Linked DNA regions of Homo sapiens: region 2 is linked to region 1. A link is an interaction called in ENCODE POLR2A ChIA-PET data of the cell type or tissue named here. Cell type or tissue: PC-9. All regions are shown on one strand. Each heading gives the region's core, and the rest is flanking DNA. Links, peaks and the distances in the headings are about the cores only.

The links. ChIA-PET counts read pairs that join two places held together with the same protein. Peaks named below come from ENCODE experiments on the same cell type or tissue, not always from the same donor. Only the 100,000 strongest peaks of a DNase experiment are listed, where the experiment ranks them.
Region 2: POLR2A ChIA-PET joins it to region 1 with 5 read pairs; 2 of 35 experiments call an interaction of 5 or more read pairs at or near these places.

What each region holds. Positions count from the first base shown.
Region 1 is chr2:95,579,076-95,589,347 of GRCh38, reverse strand. It overlaps the pseudogene TRIM51JP. Among named protein-coding and RNA genes, the nearest start is that of TRIM43, 7.8 kb to the left of the region's middle. In PC-9, for the core only: no CTCF peak of the experiment used is centred there; a DNase peak (open chromatin) is centred at 4,827.
Region 2 is chr2:95,494,081-95,504,352 of GRCh38, reverse strand. No RefSeq gene overlaps it. Among named protein-coding and RNA genes, the nearest start is that of TRIM43B, 14 kb to the right of the region's middle. In PC-9, for the core only: no CTCF peak of the experiment used is centred there; no DNase peak of the experiment used is centred there.

The DNA of each region.
Region 1 (10,272 bases), core at 2,830-6,829:
CTACCAAGATGATTTCCATTCAAGTGATAAGTGGATACATTTCTAGCATGTCTGTCTGAGGCTAACTCTGAGGGAAAAGGCCTAATACTTGCAATCCACTGGTTGGTTTTCCTGCTTTCCTCATTTAAATTTCTTTGGTTTTCTTGAATTTTTGCCCACAAACATCTCATTTGCTTCATAATCTTCTCCTGTAAAAGAACTATGAATGTGAACATCAGAGAAGCAAATCATTTTAGGTTTCAGACCCCCAGTGATAAAGAAATCAAGGGATGAGATATGAAAGAGATTTGGGAAGATCTCGGACTGTAGAACCACAACGTGTAACGCAGCAAGTTTAATAGGAAAATCATAGGCAGGGCTAATTTACAGATAATGTGGCACCTTGCATCAGAATTGGAATCTACTGACACCGTGCCCTGCTAATTCTAACGTGTTTTATTCTATTATTTCCAGTGTTGGTAAATAGGTTTCTTATAGAAAAGACTTTTTAACTTGTAGTTTGGATAGCCAGAAACTCTTCTGATATTGAGCTCTTTACAGTGCCTTGAACACTGCATCAAGTAGTCAAATTATTACAATGATTATTAACTTCATCACTCCCTCAGTGAAATGTAAGCTCCAGGAAGGAAAGCACACTCAGATTATATTTATTATTTTATCATTGATACCTAGGCACTACACGACATCCAGTACAGAGCAGATTAATCATCATGCTCTTCATCTTCCCCTAATCTCTTTACCTGTGCCATCCTCCAGCTTTCAAAGTGCTCTCAGAGCCATCACTTACCCAGTGTTCCTTAGCTGCCCCTCACAGTGTGTGTGAACCCCATGCTCCTGAGAGTTCCAGCACAGCAAATGAATCAGGCTCTTTTTCCACCTCTCCAAATATCTTCTTTGTCTCCCTGTGGATCCCACGCATTTGTTCATTAGGGCTCAGGAATTGCCAGAGACTGGCTTTTCTGGCAACGGACACTAGATTCTTCAGAAGAATATTGGTTTTGAAGTCCTCCTGCTGTGACAGTTCCCAGCATGTGGGCAGCAGGTAGGAATTTTGGTTTCTTCCTAGGAAAGGCAGAGACAGGGCCTACAGAAGCTGGGGCTGCAGCCTGTGGCAATGGGGTCTACACATTAGTTCAGACAGAAGAGGCAGATGGATTCTTTCTTTCTGGAAGGCTTGTGTGATGTCTGAGACCAATTTCCTGAAGGAAGGAAATTAGGAAAGGTATGATTCAAACTTCTTCATCTTATGCCCTGAGAAACAAAGACCAAAGCAAAATTTGACTCAGGTTGTGACTCAATGATACACTTCTGTCTAGAGTAGAATAGGCTTTATTTTGCATAAGACAAAAATAGAACCTGAGGCACAAAGAGAGCTCTCAGATCTGTAGGTAAAATTGTCAGATGCATGCATAACTCACAGGGCACTACATCCTACCCTTTTCTTTTGTATAGAAAAATGAACCTCAGAGAGGCCAGAAATGGTGGCTCACACCTATAATCCCAGCACTTTGGGATGCCAAGGCTGGTAGATCAGGTTGGAGACCAGCCCGGCCAATATGGGGAAACCCCATCTCTACTAAAAATACAAAAACCAGCCATGAGTAGTGGCACACGCCTGTAATCCCAGTCACTCAGGGGACTGGGCAGAAGAATCGCTTGAACCCTGAGGTTGCAGTCAACTGAGATTGAGCCACTGCTCTTCAGCCTGGGCAATAAAACAATACCTGTCACAAAAAGAAAGAAAAAGAAGGAAGGAAGGAAGGAGAAAAGAAAAGAAAGAAAAGGAGAAAAGAAACCTCCATTTTGTTGAGTTTTGACTTTACTCCAAAAAGCTTGAGGTTTAAGAGTATGAAATTGGGACCAATTTACACCATAGATGATGGGTCCTGAATATTCTGAAAACCATTCTTAATGCTCATTGTGATTGGTTTAGGAAAGATCGATTTAGTACAAAAGAAAAAAGTGATTGGTTTAGGAAACTGTATTTCACTGAGATTTTACTCTCATTATTTCATTTTGATGTCATAATTTTCTCCTTTAAAGTATTTCGAAAATCCTCAATCACAAGCCACCACTGCAAAATAATTTCTAAATAAATAAGCAATATTTATTTACTGAACATTTGGTGAAATTTCATCAGATCAGATTTCACCCAAAATTTGATCAGATTTCACCCAAAAATGCTAAAGAGGCATTTAGTATATTCTAAAACACAATATTACCCTCAAATTATTCAACATATTACCTAAATTGTATATTATAGAATATTTTGTCTTGTGCATATATTTATGTGCCACCTTCAGAATTGAAGGTAATACATTTATACACAACATATGGAATAAAATATTCTCCATAAAATTTAGGATATACAAGTATAAAATTGCAAGATATCTGAAAACTATTTTCTGAGTTCTTAGAATACATAGGAACAACTAATGAATACATAAATGATACAAGTAAAATTAATCTTCACTGTAGTTCACAAGTATGTAGGAAGACAGGATAACAAAATAAGAGTAAAAACATTTTTACTAATTAAGCAAATGACATCATTTCATAGAAACAAGCTCAGTTTGTTGAAAAATTCAACGTAGGGCAGTCTGTTTTGGATTGGAAAACTAGCAGGAACTCCTCCTCTGTTAGCTGTGTTCTCACCCTAGAAATATACTTATGGTCTCACTGATACTTGCTGTAGAAGTAATAATATAAAGTCTGATCAGGGATCAGGGCCTCACCATATAGCGGTAGTAGCTTTCAGACATCTTCACAGCCAGTTCCAAAGCCACTCTGTGTGTCCCAGAGAAGAATGAGCTTGGCTCCTTGTACCTCTTTATATTGAATCTCTGAAAAATCACACTCATTTTGAAAAGGTTGTACATTTCTTGGAGTTTGGGATAGCCGTTAGGGTTCTTGATTAGATTTCACCAGAAGAGAGGAAATGATTGATTCGACACCTTGGCTAATCTCCATAAACACACTTTAAACTTCCTCTCATCAAGAACCACTGAGTTTACAACAAATGAACCCTCAAATACCAAATTTGTGGATAATTTTTGGAGTACTTGAATATTTTACTCATCAAAGGATGGGAAAGAGGATACCATCAATTTATGATTTTAATAAATGTCTTCAGAAGTCTGGAATATTTTTTCTCCTTTTTCTTTTTTTTTTCTTATGTTTTTGGAAATGTTTTGCCTGAAATTGGCTTTAATTCTAATAGTCACTGAACTAGACTGGAAATGCACTTTGCTGTTGCTTTTAAGACTTGATCTCTGGTTTTAATGTATTAATGTATTACTGTCAATTCATATATTATATATATATTTTCTGGCTCTGTAGCCCAGGCTGGAGTGTGGTGGTGGAATCACAGCTCACTGCAGCCTTAAACTGCTGGGCTCAAGTGATCGTTTTGCCTCATTATCTCAAAGAGCTGAAATTACCGATGTGAGCCACTGCACCCGGCCTATTAATTTATGTTTTTAATAAAAGCATAAGAATTATCCTTATTATAAATTAAGAAATAGAATATCTTTAAGAAAATATTTTTAAGGAAATATAATATCTTTAAGGAACAATGAAATCTCCAGTAGCTATAGACTCCTATGAAAACCACCGTTACCAATAGCAATTTTGTGTATGTCTATATAACACATACATATGTAAATATATATAACATATACATGAATTTTTTCACATTCGGCAGTCATTGAAGAATAAAAATTATAATTTATATTAATAAAAAGTGAAATAAGTAAAATTTGCTGTTTAGTGAAAACTTTGCTTAGCAACTTAAATGAAGCTGCAGAAAATGTGAACTGGATAATAGATGTAAAGAGATGTCATGAGGGCTTCACAGATGGACAAATAGAGGTAAACTAGGAGAGTAGTAGTGACATATGGAGGATGAGAGTATCACGTATGTCCTTTATAAACAGCATAATGTGTGATTGACTGTAGCACAAAGGGGAGCTAAGTAGAGAAGATGAGGAGAGTACATATTCAAGGATATAATGTTTGATAATTTTTTCAGAGTAAACAAATACATTATTGAATTCAGGAAGCCAAACAATCCCCATTTTGGATGTGTAAAACATAAATTTACTTTGTTTTGAATGTGCAAAACAATATATTTTGACTGATTTTTAGTATTTCTCTGTCTTTGGTGGCTGATTCATTATGATATTTTAAGTTTGAAACCACCACCAAAGATAAAGAATCTCTTAAAAGCAGCCAAAATAAACTGTTTCATTGTGAGGGAACACTTAATAGAATGACAACAGACTGCTCCACAATCATAAATCATAAATGTAAGTATAAGACGGTGGACTAATATTTGTAAAGTGTCAAAAATGTAACTGCCAATATGGAGATGAATGTGAATTGGAAATATCTTTTATATAAGAGGATAAAATGACTCTTGTCATATAAGTATAATAAAAAAGGGACTTTATATCCTACTAAGGGCTTCTAGAACAGTACGCATAAGATCTACTTGAAAGATAATTCCAACACCTCTGCCACATTGAATCTGGCTTTATTTATTGCTTAGTCTCTTAACAGTGTTTCCTTTATGTATCTTTTCTGTTTCTATACATGTCTGGTAAGTTTTACCCAAAAAGTGAACTATGTAGAGTAGACTAATGTAGAAATCAAAACCCACATGTGTTCCCTTTTACTAGGCTGTATGTGTGTGTTTTGGGGGAGGAGGTTGAATCAATCTAGTCAGGAGTTGATTTGGTTTTGGGACTTTTCCCTCTTAGAGTTATTTCCAGGGCACCATAAGTTTCACGCTCATCTAGCATTACTTTGTGTTTCAGGTTGGACTGGTTCAGCAGCATTTCTTAATATCTGCTGTATCCTCACATTTAAGTTTCCTTCCAAATTCTGTTCAGTCCCCCAGAAGACACTGCTTTGACCTGTTACTCAACAATTGTGAGCCTAGTTGGGGGTGGAGATGAGGATGGAGAAGCATTTTCTGTCACTCTGATGAAGCTCAGTCATAGGTTGACACTGTTTCTGGGTCTGCATGGTTGGAATCCTTTTTTTTTTTTTTTTTTTTTTTGACGGAGTCTCGCTCTGTTGCCCAGGCTGGAGTGCAGTGGCATGATCTCTGCTTACTGCAAGCTCCATCTCCCGGATTCACGCCATTCTCCTGTCTCAGCCTCCCAAGTTAGCTGGAACTACAGGCACCAGCCACCATGACCAGTTAATTTTTTTTTTTTTAATATTTTTAGTAGAGACTAAAGCCAAGATGGTCTCGATCTCCAGACCTGGTGATTCGCCCGCCTCAGCCTCCCAAAGTGCTGGGATTATAGGCGTCAGCCACCACGCCTGGCTGGAACCTTCTTAGTGATCCTGTCCCACCTTCAGATGTAGGTCTAAATCCTCCACATATTTTTTTTTCCTCTTTTTTCTTTTCCCGTTTCCAAAGTTCAATTAGTTTTACCAATGTCCCAAGGGCAATGACATTCCTTATCTTTTCCTTTGTAGTTTAAGATTGTGTTACACAGGAGAGATGAGGAGGTAATTACAGGTCTTTAAATGTAATATTCTGTGAATCTCTTCACAGACTGTAAAAAAATGTATGTGGCACATATACACCATGGAATAATATGCAGCCATGAAAAAGGATGAGTTCATATTTTTTTTGCAGGTACGTGGATAAAGCTGGAAGCCCTCATTCTCAGCAAACTAACACAAGAGCAGAAAATCAAACACTGCATGTTCTCACTCACAAGTGGGAGTTGAAAAATGAGAACACATGGATACAGGGAGGGGAATATCACACACCGGGGCCTGTCGGGGGGTGGGGAGCCAGGGGAGGGACAACATTAGGATAAATACCTAATGTAAATGACGGGTTGACAGGTGCAGCAAACCTCCATGGCACATGTATACCTATGTAAAAACCCTGCACATTCTGCTCATGTACCCCAGAACTTAAAGTATAATAACAAAAAAGCATGGTTTATGTCTTAATGTTGATTGATATTAACTTATCATAAAAGAAATTATATATTTACACATTTGAAAAATTAGGCATAAAATTGAATTTATCTATTTCAAACTTTTCTTACATGTTACAATATTAAACAATACATATATCATTCTCTTCTTCATGAAAAAACTCATAGTTTCTCTCCTTCATTGCAATGCTGCCTGGATCTTATCCTGGTTATTTTTACGTTTCCTAACCATTACCTTCCTAAAATATTATTCAACATTCTAACTTCTAATACTAATTAATGGAGTTTGCAATTTATATAAATAAAACACTGTAATATAACATTTGTGTGTTTCAATTCTTTTTCTTAAACTTCTTTCTTAAACTTGGGATTCATTAATTTGTTGCATTTTGGTGTTATTCTCTTTGTTTTATAGAATTATTTTGTATGATGAGATCACAATTTATTTAGCAATTCTACTGTCGATGAATATTTATTTTGTCTCCAATTTGGAGCTACTATGAAAATTGATGCAAAGATCAACATTATGTTTATCTCAAAATATACATAGGCAGTCAGTGGAATATATTTTAGAATTAGAGTATCTAGCCAATAAGGAATGCTCATAGTCAGTTTGCCAAAAAGTATTTCAGTTTATACCCCTCCAGTCATGAATAACTTTCATTGATTCTTTCTTTTTTTATATACTTTTAGTTTTAGGGTACATGACAACGTGCAGTTTTGTTACATATGTATACATGTGCCATGTTGGTGTGCTGCACCCATTAACTAGTCATTTAACATTAGGTATATCTCCTAATGCCATCCCTCCCCACTTCCCCACCCCACAACAGGCCCCGGTGTGTGATGTTCCCCTTCCTGTGTCCTTGTGTTCTCATTTTTCAATTTCCACCTATGAGTGAGAACATGTGGTGTTTGGTTTTTTTTCCCTTGTGATAGTTTGCTGAGAATGATGGTTTCCAGCTTCATCCATGTCCCTACAAAGGACATGAACTCATCCTTTTTTATGGCTGCATAGTATTCCATGGTGTATATGTGCCACATTCTGTTAATCCAGTCTATCATTGTTGGACATTTGGGTTGGTTCCAAGTCTTCGCTAGTGCGAATAGTGCCGCAATAAACATATGTGTGCATGTGTCTTTATAGCAGCATGATTTATAATCCTTTGGGTATATACCCAGTAATGGGATGGCTAAGTCAAATGATATTTCTAGTTCTAGATCCCTGAGGAATCGCCACACTGACTTCCACGATGGTTGAACTAGTTTACAGTCTCACCAACAGTGTAAAAGTGTTCCTATTTCTCCACATCCTCTCCAGCACCTGTTGTTTCCTGACTTTTTAATGATCGCCATTCTAACTGGCGTGAGATGGTATCTCATTGTGGTTTTGATTTGCGTTTCTCTGATGGCCAGTGATGATGAGCATTTTTTCATGTGTCTTTTGGCTGCATAAATGTCTTCTTTTGAGAAGCGTCTGTTCATATCCTTTGCCCACATGTTGATGGGGTTATTATGTGTATTTAAATTTTGCTAATTTTTATGAAGGCCTGTAGTTCAACTTGTGGATTAATTTTTATAATTCTGAGGACTAATAAAAGTAATCCCTTTTTCATATTTGGCCAGTTATTTATGCCTCCAATTTTATGAAGTGCCTGTTCAAATATTTTACCCAATTTTATATCGGGTTCATTTTCTTTTATTTATGACATTCATTAATCACATGTATTGCATTTTGTTTCATATAAGTTGAGATAAATATTTTTCTCCACTCTTGGTTTCCATTTTAATTCTTGGATGGTATATTTTGAAACACAGAAGTCATTATTTTTGATATAAACTAACTAAATTTTCCTTCTTAATTGTTACTTTTTTGTCCAGGTCAAGAAATCTTTCTCTATGAGAATATTTTATTATGTTCCCTTCACCTTCACAACATGAATCCATGTGGAAATGAACTCTGTATGGTTTGAGATAGGGGTCAGTATTCAGTCATTTCCATTTGAATATTTAATTGATCCAGCATTGTCCTGATCACCTTGTAAATTTCACTTTAGAACAGCACTCTTAATAATGCATGAGCATTTGTGTATAAGATGAGATTTACAAAGATAAGCACAGCATAGGAGGTCAAATAAGATTACCTCAAGGTATGGATTCAGAAATAAAACACATGAATAAGTATAATATTGTTAGATGAAGAGAAAGAAAATATTTCCAGGTTACCATTGAGTCTTTTTACTCCAAGTTTTTTGAAGAAGCACAAGATTCCTACTTTCTTCCGTTGATTTTATCTTCATTTAGACACCTCTGTCATCTCTGATTTCACTTTGTGACATTCAGAAATAATGAAAAACCAGAGAATATATTCTATGCCATCCATCATGGGTAATGATTTTCCAAAAATGATTAAACAAAGAACCAATACACATGGTTTTAGTTTTTTCACCATATTTAATAGAAACCGTATTAATGAGTTGTGATGACATTAGAAGGCAACTAAACACATTAAATATAACTTATTTGTCCTCTTTGATGAGGCACAAAAAGGAGGACTTCCTGCGATAAAGGGGTTTACACAGCATGTGGACACATTACCAATTTGTCTCTGGTCAGAGGTGACTACAGTGAAAGATAGGCCTGAGAAGAGGTGAGAAGGAGCAATTATGGATGGTGTATATAAGGGAACTTTGATCAACATCAACAATGCTCATGGTTCTACCTTCACAATCCAGGAATAATCCTCCTCGGCTGCTAGGCCTTGGAACATATAGCACCACATGTGGGGTGTGGTAAAGAGCCTGCAGTGAACGTCCTCCTTAACACATCCAAGAAGAAAGAGTCCCTCCTCTCCATCTATCTTGTCATTCTGTCTCTTCTCTTTCCAATAATTGTTACAGACACCAAAAGCCCAATTCCAAGAGTCCCCCACATGAACCTCCCAATAATATTTGCCAGATGTGAAAGTCTGAGCGCTCTACTCAGGAAAACATTCAGATGTTGCCATGATGCGGGGACCATCTTGAGGGTCACATCCAACATTCATGCTTCTTAAGTCTCCATACAGGAAGATATGACTATTGGCTCTTTCAGGATGCGGAGTAATATCAACTGCAAATTTTTTTAAAAAAAGTATGGACACGTGTAAATAATAAAAGTTAAAATTCTTGAGGGAAAAATTGTTCTACCAAGTATCTACTTTACCAAGGAATTTGAAGTTACAAGAACAGGATAATTTTGATTATAACATTTAATAAAGGACAAGGAAGATTAATACTCTCTACAGGAAAAACAAAACCCTAAAAACAGACATTGAAAATTTGGAAACTCAAAAATTGAGAGTCAAATATAAGACCAGCCTGTTTTAATCCAATTTCCAATGTGAAAGTGAGATATTATATGCCCTGACTGCCCTTTAGCTATCAAGGTCATTATTATTAAAATATTTCTTGTTCTTAAATACTAGTGATATAACTTTGGCAAGAATGGGAAGAGTTTCACTTACTCAAGCACTACTCTAGATAACTGGATAAAAGTCCATATGTCCAAATTATAAGTGATAACTTAAGGCAGATTTCTGCAAAATCTTTTACCGGTCACTCTGTGGACTTCCCTGCTAGCTCTAGACAGAAACTGAATTTTAGATTTTACACATAACTCTGCATGTTGTAACTAAACTGAAATTATCATTTCTATTTTTACATAGTATTAAGTCAAATTTTTACATTATATCAATAGTATATATTTATTGTAAGTAAATACAAATACTCCAACAAATTGTGGTGAACTCTATTTCCCAGATAACCGTTTTTAACAATTCAAATAAAATACTGTAAAGGAATGTACAATTTTTATGTAACATTGGATTATTAAACTTCCATCTCACCATTAGTACACTTACTCAATTTTTTATTTCTTATGTCATTCCTTTTACCCAATATATAACTCAATACATGTGAGCCCAGAACATAATTGTTTTTCACTATGTTTTACCCTTCAAGTTATAAACTGGAGTATAAATAGAAACACAGATATAAAAGGGTTGCATAGTCATATTGTTCACTTCCTTCTGAAATGAAAAACGGATTTGATGAAGGGTAAAATATTATGCTCATGATTCTAACAAGAAGTAATTCATTGTAGAAATTCTGCCAATGGGCTGACACTCACCTCTGAATCCATTGAGACTGTCCAGCAGTCCAGTGATGGGCCCTGCACTGAGCTCACAGGCTTGGGCACTTGCAGCAGCAGGGACTCACCCCTGCAAGGAGAAAGATGCAGTTACTACATCCACAGAAAAAGAAAG
Region 2 (10,272 bases), core at 2,984-6,983, 85 kb after region 1:
AGTGGTTCAGTGCTACAATAGTAACAACGGTATAGTAACCACAGCAATCATGCTCAGTATTAAAGTATTTACTTACAATTTTTCTAATTCTTTAAAATAAACTACGCACAGTTGATATTAGTATTTCACAGAGGAGGAAACTGAGGTCTGAGAAATCAAGTGACTAAATGATTTGTCTCAAGGCACATTACAAGTAAGTGTTGATTTTTTAATACATTACAATAAATTATAGCACAACTGTGATCATCAAAGTCTTGTTTGTGATTAGCCAACCTTCTATTGTAATTTTTTGTCCTTTTTAAAAAAGTCACACTACCATGTTAGAATATGTAACATAAAACATGAAGAATCATCAAAAACAATTTTGTAATGTTTCACATGACCACGGCAGAAGAATGTTTTATAGAACAGGCTGAGACAAATCTGTCTAGGACCTAGGAAAGAAGGACAAACACGGAAGTAAAGAGATAAATAAGGCCAGGAGTGGTGGCTCATGCCTGTAATCCCATAAATTTGGGAAGCTGAGGTAGGAGGATTGCTTGAGGCCTGGAGTTGTAGACCATCCTGGGCAACATAGGGACACTCTGTCTCTACAAATCAAAGTACAAATATTAGTTGGGCATTGTGGCATGTGACTGTAGTCCCAGTGATTTTGGAGGCTGAGGTGGAAAGATTGATCAAGCCCAGGAGTTTGAGGCTGCAGTGAGCTAAGATTGCACCACTGAACTCCAGCGTGGGAGACAGTGTGAGAAGCTGTCTCTTAAGAACAACAACATAAGCGAGGGCGATGGGTAAGTTAAAAATATGCTGCCATTGGTCAACCAATCAAACTGTTTAAAACATGCTCTTACTCCCAAACCTGACGCTTTGATAATCCCTGGACAGAAAGATAGAGCCATTTCTGGCTGTCCAATGACCTAACTCCGTCTGCAGTACATATAAGATCAACCTGGGGATAGTCCATGTTTGGCAGAAAAAAATTGCAATAGTCAAGATTTAGGAGAGAAAAAAACCTCTACATATAAAACATGAGAAAAAGAATAAATAAATATATGTTTATTATATAAATTATATATAGAGAGATTTACTTGGTTTTGTGTATACATAAACAAAAATATATTTAAAATAGGAAAGGGACTAGAATTATACACCTAAGACTATAACCATGATTTTATATTTTTCTGATGGAATTAGGGAGATATTTATTTTCAGTTGTTGCTTTCTTGATCTTAACATTTTCTAAAATAAACACATATTCTTTTAAAATAAGAAACAAAAAGATACTGAAAATAAAGCTATGCAAAAACTATATTATACTGTATGAGAAAATATTATATTTATCATTTACTACATATATTTTGAAATTTTCTATTGGCTTGCAAGAAATCAACTATGATATTTTTCCACCGTACAAAAGGAAGAAAAAGTGATATTATAAGTGGGAGTCATTTTTTATTTTCCTATCTATAAAAACGTCTATCTGGTAACCCTAAGTACCAATAAGTGCTCATTACAGAAACATCAGTTGATCATTCATAATTCTTAATAATATTGGAATGATAAATGAACATAGTTATAACTTCATGAAAATGTTATTTCTACACACAAAATAAAAATTTCAGAACAAAACTGAACTTAATCAGTCTTCTCTGGGAATTGGTTCCAGGACCCTGATAGATATCAGAATTGGTGCATACTTAAGTCCTGCAGAAAAGACACGTATATATGAAAAGTAGGCCCTCCTCTTCTGTGGAATTAACAAGCTGAAAGTGAGCAAACCACTAAACAAATCAAATTGACCTATCAGAATAATAATCTAGATTTTAGTATAAATTATTTAATATTTCATCTTTTCAAGTGATTTTTCCAAATAATGTAAGTACAGCATTCTCAGAGTCTGATAAGACTTTCTGGATTACCTTGCTCTGCCTCAGTGAGGAAAGGTAGCTGTGTATGTGGAATCTGAAGCCACATCTGACCTCCCTTGGGTTAACTGCCCATAATATAACTCCCACCACATGCTTAATGCCCTTTGATGTCCTGGTCTTCATCTTGTTAAGACAGTGAAGTAGGCAATAATATAAAACAGAAAATATTTCTGAAAAACATGGCTAAGAGTCCAAATGGAATGTAACAGTTTTGTTTTATTTTGTTTTGTTTTTTAGAAAAACATTCATAATTCTCTTACTTTACATTATTCATTGGTTCTTTATTAGCTACATCTGAGGTTCTCAGATTCAAGCTCATGTAATGAGTATCATTCTTTGGTAAGTTCTAACGTATCAAAGGTAAAGGAAAAATAATTGTTGAGATTTGTTCCATAGAAATAAATTTACTCACTTAAAAGCCTTTTTTCTGGGTTTATGTCCTTCCTACTTTGTAATATTTTTAACAAAATCATTTTCTGTATGCAATACTAATATTTGAAAATATAAGTTTGAAAACAAAAAAAAAATTTTGGCAAAATAAAGCTTACCATCATTAAAAATAAAAAGTTGGCCCCCCATATGTGTGGATTTCTGTCCTTCAATACAGTATTTTATTTTATTTTCTTAAGAGATAGAGTCTTGCTCTTTCACCAGGCTGGAGTGCAGTGGCGTGATCATACCTCACTAAAGCCTCAGACTCCTGGGCTCAAGCAATCCTCCTTTCTCACCTTCCTAAGTACCTGGGATTACAGTGAATACTGTATTTTCTATCCAACTTTGCTTGCTGATGTGAAATCTACAGATAGAAAGGGCTGACTATATGTATTTTTTTAAAAACTGTGGACCGGGCGCGGTGGCTCACTCCTGTAATCCCAGCATTTTGGGAGGCCGAGGCGGGCGGATCACCTGAGGTTGAGAGTTTGACCAGCCTGACCAACATGGAGAAACCCCATCGCTATTAAAAATACAAAAAAATTAGCCGGGCGTGGTGGTGCATGCCTGTAATCCCAGCTACTCGGGAGGCTGAGGCAGGAGAATCGCTTGAACCCGAGAGGCTGAGGTTGCAGTGAGCCGAGATTGCGCCATTGCACTCCAGCCTGGGCAACAAGAGTGAAACTCCATCTCAAAAACTAAAAAAAAAAAAAAATTGTTCTTAAGTAGACCCGTGCAATTCAAATCAGTGTTCTTCAAGCATGAAATGCATATTTTAAATTTCTATAATATGCAAATTAAAAACAATAACATACATAGCTACCATATTTTTAAATCTTATAAAATACTATTCTGCTGAGGCTTATGAAAGCACAGAAACAGCTGCATGTGCCAATGGGAAAAATGGTAGTGATTTTTATTTACATTGGAATAATAATTAACTGATAAACCCAGATATACAAATATAGGCAAGACTTTCTTCAACTTAGGTATCCTAGTAATCTACTCACAGAAGTAACATCAACATTAAAATAAGATAATCTACTAATGTTCAGTAAGATGCCTGGCAAATTATAAATATTTGCCAAGTGATAACTAACAATATTCTTACTTTTAAAGCTAAACCTATTAGGAAACCAAAACATGGTGTTTATTTCAGTCTTTCTACAATATCTGGATGCCCACTACGCATCAAACACTCCCTGCTTTCACAGAACTTACATTCCAAATGGAGTGATGGGATTGCTATTGCAGTAAGAATGATTCCGTCTAATTGAGAGTGTATCAACAAACTCTGAGCAGACGAACAATGAGTCACCGAATTCAATATACCAATTCTGTCACAATGTAATTAATGAGAAACAATTGTTACATTAAGAAAGTATTAATTATTACATTCATTACTTTATTTCTTACTTTTTTAAAATTTAGTTTTACTAGCAGTTAGCATTTAGAACTGGCTGATCGCTTCCTATGTGCCAATTACTCTTTCGAATGTTTATACAATACGTGATTTTTAATCTTCAGAGCAATTCTGCAAGTTGGGCAGCGTAGTAGCCCCATTTCACAGATAAGATAACAAAGGGTCAGGAGTTAAATAACTTGCCTATATTCACACTGAAATGGGAGGTCCATATTGTTCTTTCAACTGCACCCTGTTGACAAAATGAAAACAGGAATAACCTATAATAGGAAAACCTCTATAATCCGGATTTCAGCTGTATTCAATATTTATGAATTTAACATCAAGAACTCAGATTTTGTAATAGTGTATGATAAATGAAACCCAGAATGTCTGTTATCCCATAAACAGTTAAGACAATCAAATGAAACATAATTTCAATAAAATGCTATGGGTTTCTGAATCAAATTCACAAGGCATTCTTACAAATACAAAAATTGATGTGGCTACACATAGGTAAATGCACACACACACACACACACAAACACACACTTCTCTTTCTCTGTATCCTGTGTTAACACCCTGTATTCTTTGATACAGGGGAAAGAAGTCACACAAGAAAAGCAGGATGAAGACATGTCTCTTCCTTAGATTTCAAAGTTTTGGTTGAGAAATTCAACATTCAGCTTAATTGACTTAGTGAGAAATTACTATTATTATGTGCAACGCACTGCTCACATGTTTCAGGAATTGTAAACATCATATAGAGACACAGACTAAATCTTTACTATCATTTGGAGAAAATGAACCAAATATAGAAATACTCAAGGAAGAAAAAGCTGTGTGTCCTTAACAAACCATAATTCAAACGATGAGGCATTTTGTCAGGGAAAGAAAACATCATTTTTCTTTTAAAGATAGAAAATCAGCTTCATGGAATACGCCATGTTTGAAATCTGCTTAAATTTTCATATTCACTGTTGACTTTTTACCCACATAAAAAAATTGGAAAGAATTGTAAACAATAAGGAAACAATTCTCCCAATATTTCCCTGAAGATAACACAATTATTATGCTAATTAATTAACTCCCTTTAAGTTTTCCTATATTTGTTAAATAAAATTAATCAAGTTATATTTGCAATTTTACATCCTTTCTGCTTGCTTCTTATTTTGTTATAAATATCTTCTTATATTGTATTTCTAATAATCAATTTTTTTTTTTGAGATGGAATCTCGCTATGTTGCTCAGGCTAGAGTGCAGTGGCAGGATCTTAGCTCCTGTCAACCTCTGCCTCCAGGTCTCAAGCCATTCTCCTACCTCAGACTCCCGAGTAGCTGGGATTACAGGTGTCTGCCACTGCGCCTGGCTAGTTTTTTATTTTTGTTTATTTATTTATTTATTTTTTGTATTTTTAGTAGAGACGGGGTTTCGCCATGTTTGCCAGGCCAGTTTCAAACTCCTGACCACAGGTGATCTGCCCACCTCGCCCTCCCAAAGTGCTGGGATTATAGGCGTGAGTCACTGCGCAAGGCGTCTAATGATCAATTCTAATTATTATAAAATGTTCAAATTGGTGAATATCAACTTATTTAGTAATTTCTCTTAGGAATAGGTTATTTTGAAATACTTGCCATTATCATTTTAGAACTCAAGTTTTTTTCAAAGCAGTCTTTCTTTTCCAAAATTGAGACTTTTTCTTAAGAAATAATTCAAGAAATGAAAATACTTTGATAAAGTATAGAACTTTGTGACAGCTGTTTGACACTTTAGCAATACATAACTATCACTTTCAAAAAAGGTTAATATAATTCACAATATTATCAGAAAAGCATGGGGAGCATATGCTTCAGTGTACCAACTAGAGCAATGGGCACTACCAAGGTATAAATTGTTATGCTACTGTGAGCAGCAGAACAATAGTGAAAGGGTTCCATCTAATCATTTCAACATGGAAGCAAACTTTTTATTAGGATTTCTTCCTAATATCAACATATTCAGCTAAAATATTTTTCATTTCCTGGGGAATGATATAAAATATTAATAGCTATGAGAAAACATACTATCACTATGGAATGCAATAATTATTGCATGAGATAAACACAGGGTTTCACAGAAAGATAAAGCCTTTGAGTGTTCACAAAGAAATTCTCAGATTATTTGAATGATATAAAAAAATTTAATAAACTTAGAGTTGACCCTTGAACAAAATGGTGATTGGGGTGCCGAGATCCCACGAAGTCAGAAATCAACATGTAATGTTTGACTTCCTCAAAACTTAGCTATCAATAGCCTACTGTTGACTAGAAGCCTTACTGATAATGTTAGCCGTTGATTAATGCATATTTTATATGTTATACTGTATTTTTACAATAAAGATAGCTAAAGGAAAGAAAATGTTATCAAGAAAATCAAAAGAAAATAAATTTACTATTCATTAATGTAATAGTAAATATAATTAGTGGAACTGGATCATTATAAGGTTTTCACCTTCATCATCTTCATGATGAGTAAGCTGAGAAGGAGGAGAAAGAGGAGGGGTTGTTGTCTCAGGGGTGGCAGAAGCAGAAGAAACTCCAATTATAAGTGACTCACATAGTTCTAACCAGGGTTATTCAAGGATCAACAGTATATGTAAGTCAAAAGTTTTAAAATTATATTATCTTTCATTTTCTAAATAAAATTAAACTACACTACAAAAAAAATTAATGAGAAATTCCTGAGAATTTCAGGCAGATAAACTGGGGAGGGGGTGTTGGAAACTATATACAAGATCCATCATACTACTGGAATTCTATATAGTTCACATATGTGATTTACACATATATCATGAGAGAGGCAGTGCTTAGAGATGTAGCAGAAAAAGTAGCATAGCGTAGTTGAAGATGGGGCCTAAATTCATGGCTGAACAATCTGTATTGATTATTTATTGATTCAAACATAAAATGAATACTGCTAAGAGAAGTGACGAAATGAAAGTACATATATATTCTGAAAGGAGTACAGATTTCCTGACGGAAAAGTAAAAACAAACAATATATATTTTTTTTGAGACGGAGTCTCACTCTGTCACCGAGGCTGGAGTGCGGTGGCGCGATATGGGCTCACTGCAAGCTCCGCCTCCTGGGTTCACGCCATTCTCCTGCCTCAGCCTCCCGAGTAGCTGGGAGTACAGGCGCCCACCACCGCGCCCGGCTAATTTTTTTGTATTTTTTTTTAGTAGAGACGGGGTTTCACCACCTTAGCCAGAATGGTCTCGATCTCCTGACCTCGTGATCCGCCTGCCTGGGCCTCCCAAAGTGCTGGGATTACAGGTGTGAGCCACCGCTCCCAGCCAAAAACGAACGATATTAAACACACTTCTAAGCACTAAGAAAGAAATCAAATGGCTGTTTGTGAAAGACAGAGAGAGATATCATCAGCTTAATTATTCATATTATAAGTCATCCTGTTTCTTTAAAGGTGATATCTTTAAGGATATTACTTACAATACTTTTTTCTGCAAATTATCAAGTGCCTACTGTGTCTTAATAAGCATTCTAAGCCAATGCAGAAATGAACAAAAGAGATAGATTTTCTGGCACCTAAAGAGCTAATGAGGTTTTGCAGAAATCTGCCTTAAGTTATCACTTATAATTTGGACATATGGACTTTTATCCAGTTATCTAGAGTAGTGCTTGAGTAAGTGAAACTCTTCCCATTCTTGCCAAAGTTATATCACTAGTATTTAAGAACAAGAAATATTTTAATAATAATGACCTTGATAGCTAAAGGACAGTCAGGGCATATAATATCTCACTTTTACATTGGAAATTGGATTAAAACAGGCTGGTCTTATATTTGACTCTCAATTTTTGAGTTTCCAAATTTTCAATGTCTGTTTTTAGGGTTTTGTTTTTCCTGTAGAGAATATTAATCTTCCTTGTCCTTTATTAAATGTTATAATCAAAATTATCCTGTTCTTGTAACTTCAAATTCCTTGGTAAAGTAGATACTTGGTAGAACAATTTTTCCCTCAAGAATTTTAACTTTTATTATTTACATGTGTCCATACTTTTTTTAAAAAAATTTGCAGTTGATATTACTCTGCATCCTGAAAGAGCCAATAGTCATATCTTCCTGTATGGAGACTTAAGAAGCATGAATGTTGGATGTGACCCTCAAGATGGTCCCCGCATCATGGCAACATCTGAATGTTTTCCTGAGTAGAGCGCTCAGACTTTCACATCTGGCAAATATTATTGGGAGGTTCATGTGGGGGACTCTTGGAATTGGGCTTTTGGTGTCTGTAACAATTATTGGAAAGAGAAGAGACAGAATGACAAGATAGATGGAGAGGAGGGACTCTTTCTTCTTGGATGTGTTAAGGAGGACGTTCACTGCAGGCTCTTTACCACACCCCACATGTGGTGCTATATGTTCCAAGGCCTAGCAGCCGAGGAGGATTATTCCTGGATTGTGAAGGTAGAACCATGAGCATTGTTGATGCTGATCAAATTTCCCTTATATACACCATCCATAATTGCTCCTTCTCACCTCTTCTCAGGCCTATCTTTCGCTGTAGTCACCTCTGACCAGAGACAAATTGGTAATGTGTCCACATGCTGTGTAAACCCCTTTATCCCAGGAAGTCCTCTTTTTTGTGCCTCATCAAAGAGGACAAATAAGTTATATTTAATGTGTTTAGTTGCCTTCTAATGTCATCACAACTCATTAATACGGTTTCTATTAAATATGGTGAAAAAACTAAAACCATGTGTATTGGTTCTTTGTTTAATCATTTTTGGAAAATCATTACCCATGATGGATGGCATAGAATATATCCTCTGGTTTTTCATTATTTCTGAATGTCACAAAGTGAAATCAGAGATGACAGAGGTGTCTAAATGAAGTTAAAATCAATGGAAGAAAATAGAGATCTTGTGCTTCATGAAAAAACTTGGAGTAAAAAGAGTCAGTGGTAACTTGGAAATATTTTCTTTCTCTTCATCTAACAATACTATACTTATCCATGTGTTTTATTTCTGAATCCATACCTTGAGGTAATCTTATTTGACCTCCTATGCTGTGCTTATCTTTGTAAATCTCATCTTATACACAAATGCTCATGCATTATTAAGAGTGCTGTTCTAAAGTGAAATTTACAAGGTGATCAGGACAATGCTGGATCAATTAAATATTCAAATGGAAATGACTGAATACTGACCCCTATCTCAAACCATACAGAGTTCATTTCCACATGGATTCATGTTGTGAAGGTGAAGGGAACATAATAAAATATTCTCATAGAGAAAGATTTCTTAACCTGGACAAAAAAGTAACAATTAAGAAGGAAAATTTAGTTAGTTTATATCAAAAATAATGACTTCTGTGTTTCAAAATATACCATCCAAGAATTAAAATGGAAACCAAGAGTGGAGAAAAATATTTATCCCAACTTATATGAAACAAAATGCAATACATGTGATTAATGAATGTCATAAATAAAAGAAAATGAACCCGATATAAAATTGGGTAAAATATTTGAACAGGCACTTCATAAAATTGGAGGCATAAATAACTGGCCAAATATGAAAAAAGGGTTACTTTTATTAGTCCTCAGAATTATAAAAATTAATCCACAAGTTGAACTACAGGCCTTCATAAAAATTAGCAAAATTTAAATACACATAATAAACAACCCCGTCAACATGTGGGCAAAGGATATGAACAGACGCTTCTCAAAAGAAGACTTTCATGCAGCCAAGAGACACATGAAAAAATGCTGATCATCACTGGCCATCAGAGAAACGCAAATCAAAAGCACAAGGAGATACCATCTCACACCAGTTAGAATGGCGATCATTAAAAAGTCAGGAAACAACAGATGCTGGAGAGAATGTGGAGAAATAGGAACACTTTTACACTGTTGGTGAGACTGTAAACTAGTTCAACCATTGTGGAAGTCAGTGTGGCAATTCCTCAGGGATCTAGAACTAGAAATATCACTTGACCCAGCCATCCCATTACTGAGTATATACCCAAAGGATTATAAATCATGCTGTTATAAAGACACACGCACACGTATGTTTATTGCAGCACTATTCACAATAGCAAAGACTTGGAACCCACCCAAATGTCCAACAATGATAGACTGGATTAAGAGAATGTGGCACATATACACCATGGAATACTATGCAGCCATAAAAAATGATGAGTTCATGTCCTTTGTAGGGACATGGATGAAGCTGGAAACCATCATTGTCAACAAACTATCACAAGGAAAAAAAACCAAACACTGCATGTTCTCACTCATAGGTGGAAATTGAAAAATGAGAACACAAGGACACAGGAAGGGGAACATCACACACCGGGGCCTGTTGTGGGGTGGGGAAGTGGGGAGGGATACCATTAGGAGATATACCTAATGTTAAATGACTAGTTAATGGGTGCAGCACACCAACATGGCATGTAACAAACCTGCACGTTGTCATGTACCCTAATACTTAAAGTATAAAAAAAAAAAAGAAT